Regions from separate parts of the Homo sapiens genome. Here region 1 is linked to region 2. A link is a contact called in ENCODE Hi-C or POLR2A ChIA-PET data. All regions are on one chromosome and are shown on one strand. The core of a region is the stretch at or near the end of the contact, and the rest is flanking DNA. Distances in the headings are between cores, read along the strand shown. Region 1 holds the start of ZBTB9 (zinc finger and BTB domain containing 9). Region 2 holds the start of FKBPL (FKBP prolyl isomerase like).

Region 1 (3,046 bases), core at 279-2,778, 1.3 Mb after region 2:
GGATGGGGTTTGGGGTGGGTAGGCCATGGGAGGGGAGAAGCCCCTCCTTGGCACCCCCTCTTCCCTGACTGCTGTCCCCTACCCAGCCTTGCCCCCTTCATCCTTTTGCGTTTGGTATTGAGACTCTCCTAGACTCTACTCCTCTTTCTTTTGTATGGACAGTTCCCCTTCAGTCCCATCCCCCTACACATACACCCAGCCGGGGCCAAATTTATACTTATATAAAAGTTGTAAATATGTGAAATTTTATCCCTGTGCCCTTTCCCCACCTCAGGCCCTACCCCTGGACCCTCCCCAACCTTCCTTCTCTCTTCTTTGGCTGTTGTAATTATCTGGGGTTTGTACTGTACATATCCGGGGTGTGTGTGTGTGGGCTGGGGGCAACCCTTCTGTACAGAGCTTCCTGGCCCCCTCCCCCCCCGCCCCTCTGCTTCCCTCCCCACCCACCACCTCAAGGGTAGGGAGTTGCTCTTCCTACCTGTTTTATTTTGTTTTCTCGTTCTCCCTCCCCACCCCACTCCCAGCCTTATCTATCCCCCCTCACTGTCCCCTTTTCTCCACTCCCAGCCCCATTTCCTTTTTTTCTGGAGTGTGTGGTGAAACAGAAAAAAACATGTTTAATAAACGGAGATTGTTCTTTTATCGCTGTGCCGACTTTCTTAGGCAGGGCTCTCCAGACCTGTACGGTGGTAAGATCTGCTTTCTGAAAGGAAGCTGACAGCCTGAGAGGAAAACCGTATATCCCCACCTGATGCCACACTCTCCTCATAGAATGTCACTCTCCCCTCCCAATGAGATTTTTTATATTTTAGAGCAGGAGTTTTGCACCGGCCAAACTTCTCCAATCTAACTCTCCCCTCACCACTGTGTCACTTAGTCCGAGGCCAGGAACAGCGGCGTTATCTGATAAAAGAGTTCATGTATATATCCACATTTATCTCTTTTAAAAATTACCTAGAAATAAGGTTTCTTTAATTGCTGGTTAAAATGCTCCCGTGCAGAAAACAGGAAAGAACCTGCCTGGTTCCTTAGCAAATCTGAGTTCCAGTCCCAGGTCCACTACTATTAGCTGAGTGACGCTTCCAGCCCGTTTCCCCCGCCTGGAAACTGAGGACGGCAACCCCCACCCTCGCAGGGCCGGTGGGAAGACACAAAGTGATGTGGGCAAGTGCCAGGCCCACATGGTAAGTACCCAACTAATCTCGCCCCTCTCAGGACCTACCGGGGGCGGGTGCTACACTTAATCACCGGGAAACGCAGCTTTCCGGGGCGGCTGACGGCCCACCCCCTCCGACCGGGCTGTTCTCTCCCGGGCCCTGCCTCTCGGTCCTCTGCAGCGGGGAGGACTTCAGCAGCTCCCCGGGACGCCCGTTGCGAGGACACCCTGGGCCTGTGCCCTCCTACTAGCACCGCCCTCCTCGTCTGCAGTAGCCAATCAACACGAGGCTTGTAGGCTGCCGTTCCTCGATTGGCTACGGCTCTAGCTCCGCCCGCCGCACTTGGCGACGGTGTCCGGCGGGGAGGCGGCGGCTTCCGGTCTGGGACGGAGCTGTAGCGGCACTGTAACTGCGAGGGCAGCGCCGCGTGTGTAACGGCGGGGGCGTGTCGGCGGGAAGGACAATCGGGCCGGGACTCGCGGTGTCCGGGTGACCGCGGCTTCCCGGGAGCAGACCTCTGTGGGCACTGTGAGGCGGAACGGAGCGGCGGGGCAGGAGCTGTTCTGGGCAGGTGAAGGCAGGCTGGTGGCTGAAGGACCTCCTTCTTATCTTCCACAGGGGCTGGAAGTTAAAACCCCTGTTGGTGTTTAGTGGTGGTGGTTGTTGTTGTTGTTTGTTTTTGCTTTCTTGGTGTGCGGGACTGATTTGCAGAAACCGCCACTGACTTAAAAGTTTCCAGTTATTGCTCGTGGGGAGGGGGTTGTTTGAGAAGATGTGGCTCCCTTTATCCAGGGCTTCTGTGACCTCCATCTTTTTCCTCTGCAGCCTTCATCCCGCGTGGAGTCTACCCCCAAGCCCTTCTCCTCTTCCCAATTCTTGTCACCTTCGAGGAGGCCATGGAAACCCCAACACCTTTGCCGCCTGTACCCGCCTCCCCGACCTGCAACCCAGCCCCACGGACAATCCAGATCGAGTTCCCACAGCATAGCTCGTCTCTGCTGGAATCTCTGAACCGCCACAGGCTAGAGGGAAAGTTCTGTGATGTGTCCCTCCTGGTGCAGGGCCGGGAACTTAGGGCTCATAAAGCAGTGTTAGCTGCTGCCTCTCCTTACTTCCATGACAAGCTGCTTCTGGGGGATGCGCCTCGTCTCACTCTACCGAGTGTCATTGAAGCCGATGCCTTCGAGGGGCTGCTCCAGCTCATTTATTCAGGGCGTCTCCGCCTGCCACTGGATGCTCTTCCTGCTCATCTCCTTGTGGCCAGTGGCCTTCAAATGTGGCAGGTAGTAGATCAGTGCTCAGAAATTCTTAGAGAATTAGAAACTTCAGGTGGTGGAATTTCAGCCCGTGGAGGAAACTCCTACCATGCCCTTCTTTCCACTACATCCTCTACAGGAGGCTGGTGCATTCGCTCTTCGCCTTTCCAGACCCCAGTACAGTCCTCTGCTTCTACTGAAAGCCCTGCTTCCACTGAGAGCCCTGTGGGAGGGGAGGGAAGTGAACTGGGAGAAGTGCTGCAAATTCAGGTGGAAGAAGAAGAGGAGGAGGAGGAAGATGATGATGATGAGGACCAGGGGTCAGCCACACTCTCTCAGACTCCTCAGCCCCAGAGAGTATCAGGGGTTTTTCCCCGTCCTCATGGACCCCACCCACTGCCCATGACTGCTACTCCCCGAAAGCTTCCAGAGGGTGAGAGTGCACCACTTGAGCTTCCTGCCCCTCCTGCACTGCCCCCCAAAATCTTCTACATTAAGCAGGAACCCTTCGAGCCTAAGGAGGAGATATCAGGAAGCGGAACTCAGCCTGGAGGAGCAAAGGAGGAAACCAAAGTGTTTTCTGGAGGGGACACTGAAGGGAATGGGGAGCTAGGGTTCTTGTTGCCTTCAGGG
Region 2 (3,288 bases), core at 732-3,231:
AAGCTCTACCGACCAGTAAGAGACCTGGGTGCTGAGCACGTGAATCAACAGATGCGGATGACTGTGTAGGCGGGCCCAATGGGAGCACAGCAGCAGGAAGTAACTTCCAGACAGTGCCATACCGCCAAGCGCATGCGCCAAACAGGCTCCAGTGATAAAGCGCCTGGGAGATGTAGTACCCAGTATTAAGGTCCACCATCTCCCCCAGCCACTACTAAGTTTAGTTTAGACAGCTTCTATGTGTCCTCGGAGATAGATAAGCCCCTCAAAAGGGGCGCACTGTGACCACTGCTACCTCCCCTAGGAAGCCAAAAGCTGAGAATGGGATATGGGCTGAAACCTTCCCTCTGGCCCCCCACCCCCAAATCTCACAGCACAGACCACAATTCACAAGTTCCTGTCTCTTTTAAGGTTTAACTTTTAATCAGCCAAACATCTTGCGCAGACCCTGAGCCAGCCCTGCATCCTGGTTCTTCCCCTGAATGACCACCTTCCCCAGTTCCTCCTGGGCTGCCCGGTTTTTGGGATCTATCGCCAGCACCTTCTTGAGGTCAGCAGTTGCTTTTTCCAGGTTCCCAAGGGCAGCCTGGGCAACCCCCCTTCGGTATAAGGCCTTTAAATGGCCAGGCTCCCGCTCCAACACCCGGTCACAGCTCTGGGCTGCCAACTGAGGCTGCCCTAGCAACAACTGACAGGCAGCCAGATTGGCATGAAGGACAGTTCGTTCTGGAGGGCCAGGTGGGGGTAAAGTCAGGAGCAGCCGAAGAGCCCGTCCATAGCATCGGGCAGCTCCTTCAGGGTTCCCAGCTCGAAATAGTTCTGTGCCCCTTGCACGTTCTTCCCTGGCCAGGGCTTCCTTCTCGCTAGTCTCCAGCTCCCAGGAGTCTCGGCCTTGAGTGAAGGATGCCAGTGTGAGCCTGACAGGAGGTCCAGAGTGCCCAGGCAGCTGAAGCTCTGCTTCCTCACCTTGACACATGGACTCCAAGCATTTCTCTATGAGCTCCCCCCAAGTTTCCTCCCTCCATGGCCCTACGCCCATAGTTAGCTCTGTCCAGCCCTCTGGCGGCCCTGATCCGAAAGGAAACCCCAAAGCCAGTACCCGGCAGCAGGAGCCTAGTTTGGGTTTGTCCAAGCCATGGCCACGGATTACGATCTTCTTGACAAAGCTCCCATCGGGGCAGTACCAGAGATCAGAAGCTTGAAGGGCCTCTGGCATCTGACTGGTTGATCCATGAGACTTATGAGAGTCTCCTTCAAGTTCAGCAACCAGTTTTTCAGCTCCTTGAGTATGCTCTAGAATTTGGCTGGCTGGATCTGGGCTTACTTCCAGCTCAAGCGTTTCGGTAGGAGGGTCTCGGGGCTGCTGCCTAATCTGAATAACTGAATCAAGGTTCTCCCGAAGGTTCTTTTCCCACTCTTGTTGCGGCTGAGAGGTGTCCTTTTCTCCAATTGTATTGACTGGTGGCGTCTCCATATGGATGCTTAGTCCCTTCCACGGTGAGTGAACAGTTTTGGTCAGAAAGGGATGAACCAGGTTCAGGTCAGCACCTGAAAAGAAAACCAAACAATGCTAATAGCAGGGTTCTTATTTAGACTCCTTTCTCGTCCTTTCCCATTCTTCTGAGACCCAGGCCCCTAGTCCTGAAAGTCCCCAGTTTTGCTTTCCTCCAAAAATCTGCTCCAGCTTCCCCGTTCCACCCACATATAATTTAGAACTATAAATTCCACAATTCCCTGCGGTTAAGGTAGCCGCGCCAACTACGGACACCCGGTCGGGTCAATAAGTACCTGCGCGGCCAAAGTGCCTAGCATGGTGACAGGAGGAGCCGGGCCATTCGAATCACCTCTCCTTCCAAAGCTAAATGGCTACTGAATGCTGCCCTCGGAGCCTTGCCCCACGCGGAGAGGGCAGCCGGAGAGGGGCGCGGTGCGGGAGGCGGGGGTAGGGGGCGGAACAACTGGGAAAGATACTGACAACTAACCCTGGAGCCCGCGAGACTCCGAATCTAGTCAAATTCCTGGCAGCCAATCGGGAGAAGGGAGGAATCTGGTTAGCCCGCCTATTGAACGTGACATCATTTCCTCCGCAACCATGAAGCTCCAGGCCTTAGCAACTGAACTAGGCCAGAGCAACCGAACTAGGCAGAATCGAACAGAATTTGGCGCGGTCGGGCTGGCCAGGCTGCTCAAGAGTCAAAGTGGGCCAACATGGTGAGACCCTGTCTCTACTAAAAATACAAAAATTAGTAGGTCATGGTGGCGCGCGCCTGTAATCCCAACTACTCGGAAGGCTGAAACAGGAGAATCGCTTGAACCCGGGAGACAGACGTTGCAGTGAGCCGAGATCACACCATTGCACTCCAGCCTGGGCGACAGAGCGAGACTAGAGACTCCGTCTCAAACAAAAAAAAAAAAAAAAAAAAAAAAAAAAGGTGGGCCGGGCGCGGTGGCTCACGCCTGTAATCCCAGCACTTTGGGAGGTTGAGGTCAGGAGTTCAAGACCAGCCTGGCCAACATGGTGAAACCCCGTCTCTACTAAAAATGCAAAAATAGCTCGGCGTGATGGCGGGCGCCTATATCCCAGCTACCCAGGAGGCTGAGGCAGGAGAATGGCTTACCTGGGAAGCGGAGGTTGCAGTGAGCCGAGATCGCGCCATTGCACTCCAGCTTTGGCAACTGAGACTCTGGGAGGCTGAGGTGGGCGGATCACGAGGTCAGGTGATCGAGACCATCCTGGCAACATGGTGAAATCTCGTCTCTACTAAAAATACAAAAAGTTAGCTGGGCATGGTGGCGTGTGCCTGTAATCCCAGCTACTTGGGAGGCTGAGGTGGGAGAATCGCTTGAACCAGGGAGTCGGAGGTTGCAGTGAGCCGAGATGGTGCCACTGCAATCCAGCCTGGCGACAGAGCAAGATTCCCGCCTCAAAAATAAATAAATAAATAAATAAAAAGCCGGGCATCGCGCACGCCTGTAATCCCAGCAATTTGGGAGGCCGAGGCGGCGGGGGGGGGCGGGGCGGGGGGAGGGGGCGGGGCGGCGGGGGGATCACTTGAGGTCAGGGGTTCGAGACCAGCCTGGACAACATGGTGAAACCCCGTCTCTACTAAAAATACAAAAAATTAGCTGGGCGTGGTGGCGGGCACCTATAGTCCCAGCTACCCGGGAGGCTGAGGCAGGAGAATGGCATGAACCCGGAAGGCGGAGCTTGCGGTGAGCCAAGATCGTGCCACTGCGCTCCAGCCTGGGCGACAGCGCAAGACTCCGTCTCAAACAAACAAACAAACA

The links. A loop is a pair of places that touch in the nucleus more often than their neighbours do. ChIA-PET counts read pairs that join two places held with the same protein, here RNA polymerase II (POLR2A). Pooled maps may share reads with other maps.
Region 1: a loop to region 2 is called in a pooled map, with 10 times the contacts of the local background. The contact joins the promoter of ZBTB9 here to the promoter of FKBPL in region 2. A Hi-C loop is called at or near these places in 2 of 50 pooled maps. POLR2A ChIA-PET finds 5 or more read pairs at or near these places in 2 of 52 experiments (H1 and activated CD4-positive, alpha-beta T cell).

Annotation. Positions count from the first base shown.
Region 1 is chr6:33,453,048-33,456,093 of GRCh38, forward strand. ZBTB9 (zinc finger and BTB domain containing 9) reads left to right here and starts at 1,529. Exons shown (of 2, transcript NM_152735.4): 1 at 1,529-1,728; 2 at 1,983-3,046. The coding sequence starts at 2,054. SYNGAP1 (synaptic Ras GTPase activating protein 1) reads left to right here. Exons shown (of 19, transcript NM_006772.3): 19 at 1-642. It overlaps SYNGAP1-AS1 (SYNGAP1 antisense RNA 1), which reads right to left and starts at 1,358. Exons shown (of 3, transcript NR_174954.1): 1 at 1,223-1,358.
Region 2 is chr6:32,128,307-32,131,594 of GRCh38, forward strand. FKBPL (FKBP prolyl isomerase like) reads right to left here and starts at 1,982. Exons shown (of 2, transcript NM_022110.4): 1 at 1,789-1,982; 2 at 401-1,548. The coding sequence starts at 1,474. The coding sequence ends at 425. RefSeq lists a cis regulatory region at 3,199-3,288.